Linked DNA regions of Homo sapiens: region 1 is linked to region 2. Evidence: chromatin contacts called from ENCODE Hi-C data. All regions are on one chromosome and are shown on one strand. The core of a region is the stretch at or near the end of the contact, and the rest is flanking DNA. Distances in the headings are between cores, read along the strand shown.

The links. Hi-C counts contacts between places; a loop is a spot of excess contacts on that map. Pooled maps may share reads with other maps.
Region 1: a loop to region 2 is called in a map with no recorded cell type, with 10 times the contacts of the local background. The contact joins two enhancer-like sites. A Hi-C loop is called at or near these places in 2 of 37 single-sample maps with no recorded cell type and 2 of 50 pooled maps.

The regions. Positions count from the first base shown.
Region 1 is chr17:79,338,832-79,342,428 of GRCh38, forward strand. All of the region lies in intron 2 of RBFOX3 (RNA binding fox-1 homolog 3), which reads right to left. Among named protein-coding and RNA genes, the nearest start is that of ENGASE, 270 kb to the left of the region's middle. RefSeq lists an enhancer at 2,032-2,081. Within about 2 kb of position 1,585, at least 3 of the 41 ENCODE cell types and tissues checked have a DNase peak (open chromatin) inside an H3K27ac peak, as active enhancers do.
Region 2 is chr17:78,473,237-78,476,617 of GRCh38, forward strand. DNAH17 (dynein axonemal heavy chain 17) reads right to left here. Exons shown (of 81, transcript NM_173628.4): 52 at 3,336-3,381; 53 at 2,433-2,597; 54 at 2,042-2,233. Among named protein-coding and RNA genes, the nearest start is that of DNAH17-AS1, 10 kb to the right of the region's middle. RefSeq lists enhancers at 1,707-1,756, 2,307-2,366. Within about 2 kb of position 1,560, at least 4 of the 41 ENCODE cell types and tissues checked have a DNase peak (open chromatin) inside an H3K27ac peak, as active enhancers do.

The DNA of each region.
Region 1 (3,597 bases), core at 335-2,834, 870 kb after region 2:
AGCTAGCTCAAACTTGCTTGGCCCTGTTTCTACTCTTCCTTCCCATAATCCTTAGGCTATTGTTTGTGTTTGGCTGTGTGATCAGAACATTTGCATCAAACCCACTAGTGAGAGGGAAGGAGGCGGTTCTATAAAAATTCAGATTTAGGGCTGCTGAATTCTGAATTCTGAATTCTGGGGAATAGAAAATCTATTTACCAAGTTGTGCAGGTGATTGCTTTCTTTTCTTTTCTTTTTTTTTTTTAGACAGTCTCACTCTGTTGCCCAGGCTAGAGTACAGTGATGCAATCATACCTCACTGCCACCTCGATCTTCCAGGCTCAAGCAATCCTCCCGCCTCAGCCTCCTGAGTGGCTGGGACTACAGGCATGCACCACCACACTCGGATAATTTTTAAATTTGTTTGTAGAGACAGGGTTTTGCTGTGTTGCCCAGGCTGATCTTGAAGTCCTGAGCTCGAGTGATCCTCTTGTCTCGGCCTCCCAAAGCGCTGGGGTTACAGGCATGAGCCACTGTGTCCAGCATTGATTCTTAGTCGCGCTGAAGCTTGGAAAACCATTGTTCTCAAAGTGAGAATTACCCATCGCCTACCTCAAGAAAAGGCACAGTGCAACACCAGCCTCACCCACGAGCTCAGTAGAAAGACAGATTCTCACTGGAGCTGGGTGGGTTCCTTATTGGAGCTGGTGGGAGGGAAGGAGGAAGTGGTTCCTTAAAACACAGACTGCTGGGCCCCATTCCCAGAGTTTCTGATTCAGTATGTGTGGAATGGGGTCTGCTAATTTGCTTTTAAACAAGTTTCAAGAAGGTTCTGAGCCTGCCGGTCTGGAGGCCCTGCTGAGAGAAGAGCTGTGCTGGGAGACGATAACTCGGGCTGGCACAGCAACTGTTGGCCTGGAAGTTGGGGTCTGGGTCCTCATTTTGGTCCTAACCTTAGACAAGTCACTCAAGTCCCTTCTCCTATTTGATTCAGAATTTTTTTTGGCATAAAACAGGACTGGATTGAACAGGTGTGCAGTTCCTTTCTAGCACCTACATTCTACGACTCCAGCCCTTGCTGAAATGCAGCAGTAACTGGTGACCAGGACAAACAGCTAGCAGAGAAGCAGAGTCCTGCTGATGCCCCCTGTTCTCCCTCTGTCTTTCAGAGTCCTGTACCCTACTGATGTTAAACTTCTGAGCATGGGCCGGGCACGGCGGCTCACACCTGTAATCCCAGCACTTTGGGAGGCCAAGGCGGGCAGATCACCTGAGGCCAGGAGTTCGAGACCAGCCTGACGAACATGGTGAAACCCTGTCCCTACTAAAAATACAAAAATTAGCCAGGTGTGGTGGTGCACGCCTGTAATCCCAGCTACTTGGGAGGCTGAGGCAGGAGGATTGCTTGAACCCGGGAGGTGGAGGTTGCAGTGAGCCGAGATCACACCATTGCACTCCAGCCTGGGCAATAGAGTGAGACTCCATCTCAAAAAAAAAAACAAAAAACAAAAACAAAACTCTCTGAGCATGATAGAATCTATGTTGGGAGCCAGGCTGCCAGCAGCTGCCTTCCGCAAGCCCCACCTCCCAGAAGTGAAAGCTTCTATTCGTTCTTCCCCATGGGGCAGGGTTCCTGGGCTTACAGCCTGAGCCGCCCTGTGATTTTCAGAGTTCTGTGTAAAGATGGAGTGTGTTCCCCTCCACACCTCCCCAGCTGCATGGGGCAGAGTGACTTCACTGCACATCCTGGTGTGTCTGAAAAGCGACATGATTTGGGGGTGATTAAAGGCAACCCACATGCTTGATGAGCATGTAATTATTGCCTGTTTCATGACACGGGTCTGGCACTCAGAAACCTGGAGACGCAAGCACTTGCAGTTTTTCATGACAGCCTGACTTCATCCGATGAATGAAAAAAAAAAGTAAGGAAAAGAAAAAAGATGAAAACATCTGTAATGAACATCTGGATTCCATTGCTAACCATGAAAGCAAATTCCTCAGAGTCAGCATGCCGGAGAGGGCTGGGAAAGGGTGTATTTATAAACAACTGTGGTACTTGAATCAGAAAAAATGCCCCCAAACACCACCCCTTCCTGTTTGAAAACCTTTCAGAATGGAGAAGCATTGAGTTTCAGTTCTGTGTCTAAGCAATGGAGAAACAGTTACACCTGCAAGTCAAGCTCTGGACTCAAACAAACATAATGACAGCCTCTGGGCTCAGCAGTTGGTTCCCCAAAACAGTCATCTGAAGAAAAGATTCAAATACCTCTGAGTGTTTGCGGGTGTGTGTGCAGTCATGTGAGTGCACAGACATGCACACGGGAAGGCAGACATGCACGTATGCACAGTGTGTACACAGTCATGCACACCTGTAGGCGTGGGTGTGTGCAGAGAGTCATGCACACAGGAATGCAGGCAGGGGTACACAGGTGTGTGTGTACATGTGTGTGCACAGGTGTGCACACAGAAATGTAGGCATGTGTTCATGTCTCATGTGTGTATGCATGCACAGAAATGTCCAATTCATATGCCACAGCCCACTTTTTTGCAGCCTCCTTTTTTACTTCCTCATACTATACAGCTTCATACCTTGTTTACAACTTCCCATTATTCATATACCTATCACCAAGTTGTGCCCTCTTCGTGCGTAACTAATTGAGTTCGTGGGAGGCTGTTGCTGGGGGTCCGGCAATTACAGCACAGTGGCGGGTGTTGGAAGCCAGGGGAGCTGAGGCTAGGCAGCATGGCTGGGGCTGGGGCACGGCTGTCCTACACGCCACATGGGCTGTGCACATGGAGGCTCCTTGTTGGCACCTTGGAAAGCCTTAGGGTCCATTTCTCTACCTGGAGAAGCAGTCACTGCCCCTTGGTGTGTGCATGGGGGACAGAGCCAGGGAGCGTCTCCCTTGCTCCCTTTCTGAGTTCTGAGCTCCAGGCTCCCTGCATAACCATCTTAACAGAAAGAGGAGTGGCGAGCCTGTCTGCTCTCATAAACCATGTGCCCCTGCAAACCCCCAAGCCAGGGCTAAGGGAAAAACAATTTGCAGCCGGTGGCTCCTAATAGATGGAAATAACTCTATCCGTGAATGCAGGTGATGCGCTAATGTGAAAAGAGATGAAAAGTGGAATTCATTTGGAAAATTTTGGCTTTGGCCCCCAAGGCTGGGGCAAGAGGGTGTCCTCCATGGCTGGCCCCCTCCCCGGCCCCCTCCCAGCCTCCCTGTGAGCTGGGGGCAGCCTGGCCCAACCTGTCACCTGGCATTAGAGGCGATAAAAGCCATGTGCTTCCCTCACCTCGTGGTGCAGCTCGTGTTTAGGGCCTTTGCTTTATCAGTTTTTATTTCGTGTAATATTCATCACACTGGTTTATTTATGGGGCCCTTGTTGGGAAGTTATTTTTCAGGCCTGGTGAATAAAACATTAGACTTTGCGGCTTGTCAGGGTGACTGCGGCTACTCTGATGTCAGCCTGACAAACCGCCTTTTCTTTTTCCCAACAACTGCACTTTTAGAGAAATTTATTTGTATTTTGTTGGGCATTTGTTGTTTTTTTCTCCTTTTGGCTGGTGGATGTTGGTCAGAGTCGAAGTCTCTCTCTCTCGTCTGATTAAATGCTGGA
Region 2 (3,381 bases), core at 310-2,809:
GAAGCGGCTTAAGAAATGACAGTGATGGCCGGGCGCAGTGGCTCACGCCTGTAATCCCAGCACTCTGGGAGGCTGAGGCGGGCAGATCACGAGGTCAGGAGATTGAGACCATCCAGGCTAACACGGTGAAACCCCGTCTCTACTAAAAATACAAAAAATTAGACGGGCGTGGTGGCGGGCGCGTGTAGTCCCAGCTACTCAGGAGGCTGAGGCAGGAGAATGGTGTGAACCCGGGAAGCGGAGCTTGCAGTGAGCTGAGATCGCGCCACTGCACTCCAGCCTGGGCGACAGAGTGAGACTCTGTCTCAAAAAAAAAAAAAAAAAAAAAAGAAATGACAGTGATAGCAAAGCTGATTTGTGATGGGTGCAGGGACAGTGAAATTCCACAGCCCAGATCACAGAGCCACAGCAGCTGATGAATAAAATAGTACCGCTGAGGCTGAGGCTGAGGCTGAGCACCCACAATCAGCCCCAACAGGAAGGATCAGGGAGAAAATCCCCGCAGGGACGCAGAGCAAGGAAACGATGCCGTCATGAACGTAAACCAACGTGATTTAGTTAATAGACTAGAGACTTCAATGGAGAAAGCTCAGTAAAACCATACGGCTCCAGGTTCAAATGACACTTGAGTGGCCGCAGATACCAATGTGAACTAACTCCATCAGATGCGCTGAGAACCCATGACACACTACCGCTCATGGGTCCAGAGGACAGGGCTGTGTTCAGGAGTGCCCATCTGAGGAGTTCAAAAAAGAGCAGGCCGGCCCCTTTATACATGGAGTAGAATCTGCTGGGAAGGCAGAGAACAGCCAGCCAGAAACTGGAGGCTCTCCCAGAGGTTGGCCGTCCCTGGCACAGCCTGCACTGCCCCTCCAGGGTCTCTGCCTGCAGACACCTCCCACTGCTCCCAGCATCACTGGCTCCAGGTCTGCCTGCTAAAGCCACCAGCCCAGCGACTGTCTGAGGGCCACGTACTGCGGGAGGGTCCCCTTAGGTTCCCCCTTGGGTCTGGCATCGTCCTGGCCCCACAACAGCGGCCCCAGCACACAGAGAAGGCATGGCCGTGTAGGACGGCCCAATCGATTTCAGGTCTAATCTCAAGCACGATGATTCCTTCTGAACTAATGGCACGCAGTTGCCTGGGAGAGCAGATTTTCAGGAACAAGAAATCAATAAAAACCCTCAGCAGTGTGTGTTGGGCATGGGAGACCTTATGTTTAGTCTAATGTTTATTTCATTCATTCCAAAAGCAGCCATTCAGCATCTCAGGCATGCAGTTAGACACCCAGTCATGGCTCTGAATTCTGTAGTCTGGAGAGAATAGGTAACAATTTGGAACACTCAGTGACCAAGGGCAGGGATCCAACCTCTCTGCCTCTGTGATCTGGGTTGATTCTGTGGACTTGTGTCCATCGAGTAGTTGACAGACACACTCTTCACCTCAGTCACACGGACACGCACACTGGCTGGAAGGTTTCACACCCTTCACCTCAGTCACACTGGCCAGATTTCACACCCTTTACCTCAGTCACGCGGGCTGGAGGGTTTCACACTCTTCACCTCAGTCACCCGGGCACACACACTGGCCGGAAGGTTTCACTCTCTTCACCTCAGTCATGCGGGCCGGAAGATTTCACACCCTTCACCTCAGTCACATGGGCCGGGAGGTTTCACACGCTTCACCTCAGTCACACGGGCCGAAAGGTTTCAGACCCTTCACCTCAGTCACATGGGCTGGAAGGTTTCACACGCTTCACCTCAGTCACATGGACATGCACACTGGCTGGAAGGTTTCAGACCCTTCACCTCAGTCACACGGGCTGGAAGGTTTCACACTCTTCACCTCAGTCACACGGGCACGCACGCTGGCTGGAAGGTTTTCTGGCCTCTGCTTTCTAAGATAAAGACCCTTTGGATAAGGACTATTGGTGATGCTCGGATTCCCTGTACTCGCTGGCTTCATTTTGGAAAAGGGAGTGAAGTTTTTCTTTACTCCCTGACCCTACCCTGAAAGGCAGCCTATTGAACAGTAAGCTCTCACCTTGAGGTCGGGGATCCCGTAGCCCTTCTTGAGGGTGATCTGAAACACGTCAAGCCCGCTGATGTACGCTGCCAGGCGGGAGAGGCTCTGTTTGCCACTGCCGCCCACCCCCACCAGCAGGGCATTCCCCCGGGGAGACTCCAGGATGCGATTAATCCTGCAGATGTGAGCCACGGCGTCCTCAAACAGCACCTGCAGAAACCGGAGAGATCCCACAACATCTTGTAGCACCTGGAATCACCTCTGTCACCAGCACGGACTCTGCACATGCTGAGGTGTGCACTGTGTGCCACGCAGCCCCACACAATGCCACTCGGATGTCGATAATGCAACCGGAGAGGGTGACCCGGTCCAGGTCCCGTGCCCTTGCTATCAGCTCCAGCCTGCTCACCAAATTCATGACTGCATTAACTTCATTGTAGCTGTCCAGGACGTCCACGAGGAGCTTGTTCAGAGGAGCCATGTCGGTTACAGGAACATATTTGGGATCGCCAATCCCTTGAGCAAAGTGGCAGAAGATATTTGGCTTGGCAAATAAGAGTTCATCACCAAGATCCTAGAAAAAGAAAAAAAAAGACGATACTTCCGGTTTTTGCCACCATGACCACACAGATAGTTAACAGCAATTCAGTACTTTGCCAAGGTGGCCTAGGAGGTCACCACGGGGTCCCAGGCCAAGTCTCCAGGGGCCCAAACCTGCTGCCGTGGGCCCAGCAAACCACTGGGGCAAAATTTCCTAGAGTGGGAGGGTCTGATCCCCACTGTATCAGAAATGAATTCATAGTCCAAAGAAATGATTCCACCAAGAACACACGGGACACACCAGCGAGGCACACAGAGCCAAGCAGGGCCTTTCTCCACCCCAAGTGGACAGAGGGAGGTGATCACACCCTGATCTACTGAGCACTCAATTCCTCCTCACTCAGACCCACAGCCACGTGCCGGAGTTATCGCGTGGAACCCTCGGACCCACAGCCACGTGCCAGAGTTATCGCGTGGAACCCTCGGACCCACAGCCAAGTGCCGGAATTATCACGTGGAACCCTCGGACCCACAGCCACGTGCCGGAGTTATCGCGTGGAACCCTCGGACCCACAGCCACGTGCCGGAGTTATCGCGTGGAACCCTCGGATCCACAGCCACTTGCTGGAATGATCGCGTGGAACCTAACACGGATCTTCCCACCCCCAACAAAGGGCCCTTCTGAGAGGGCTGCAGTTCTCATTGGCCGCCGACACTCCACCCTCCTGGAGCCATTCTGGGCTCGGCAGAGGGACTGGGCAGCTTGACTTACATCAAAGAACTTCTTGGTGGAGGCCATGGTGACTCTATGCAATGTT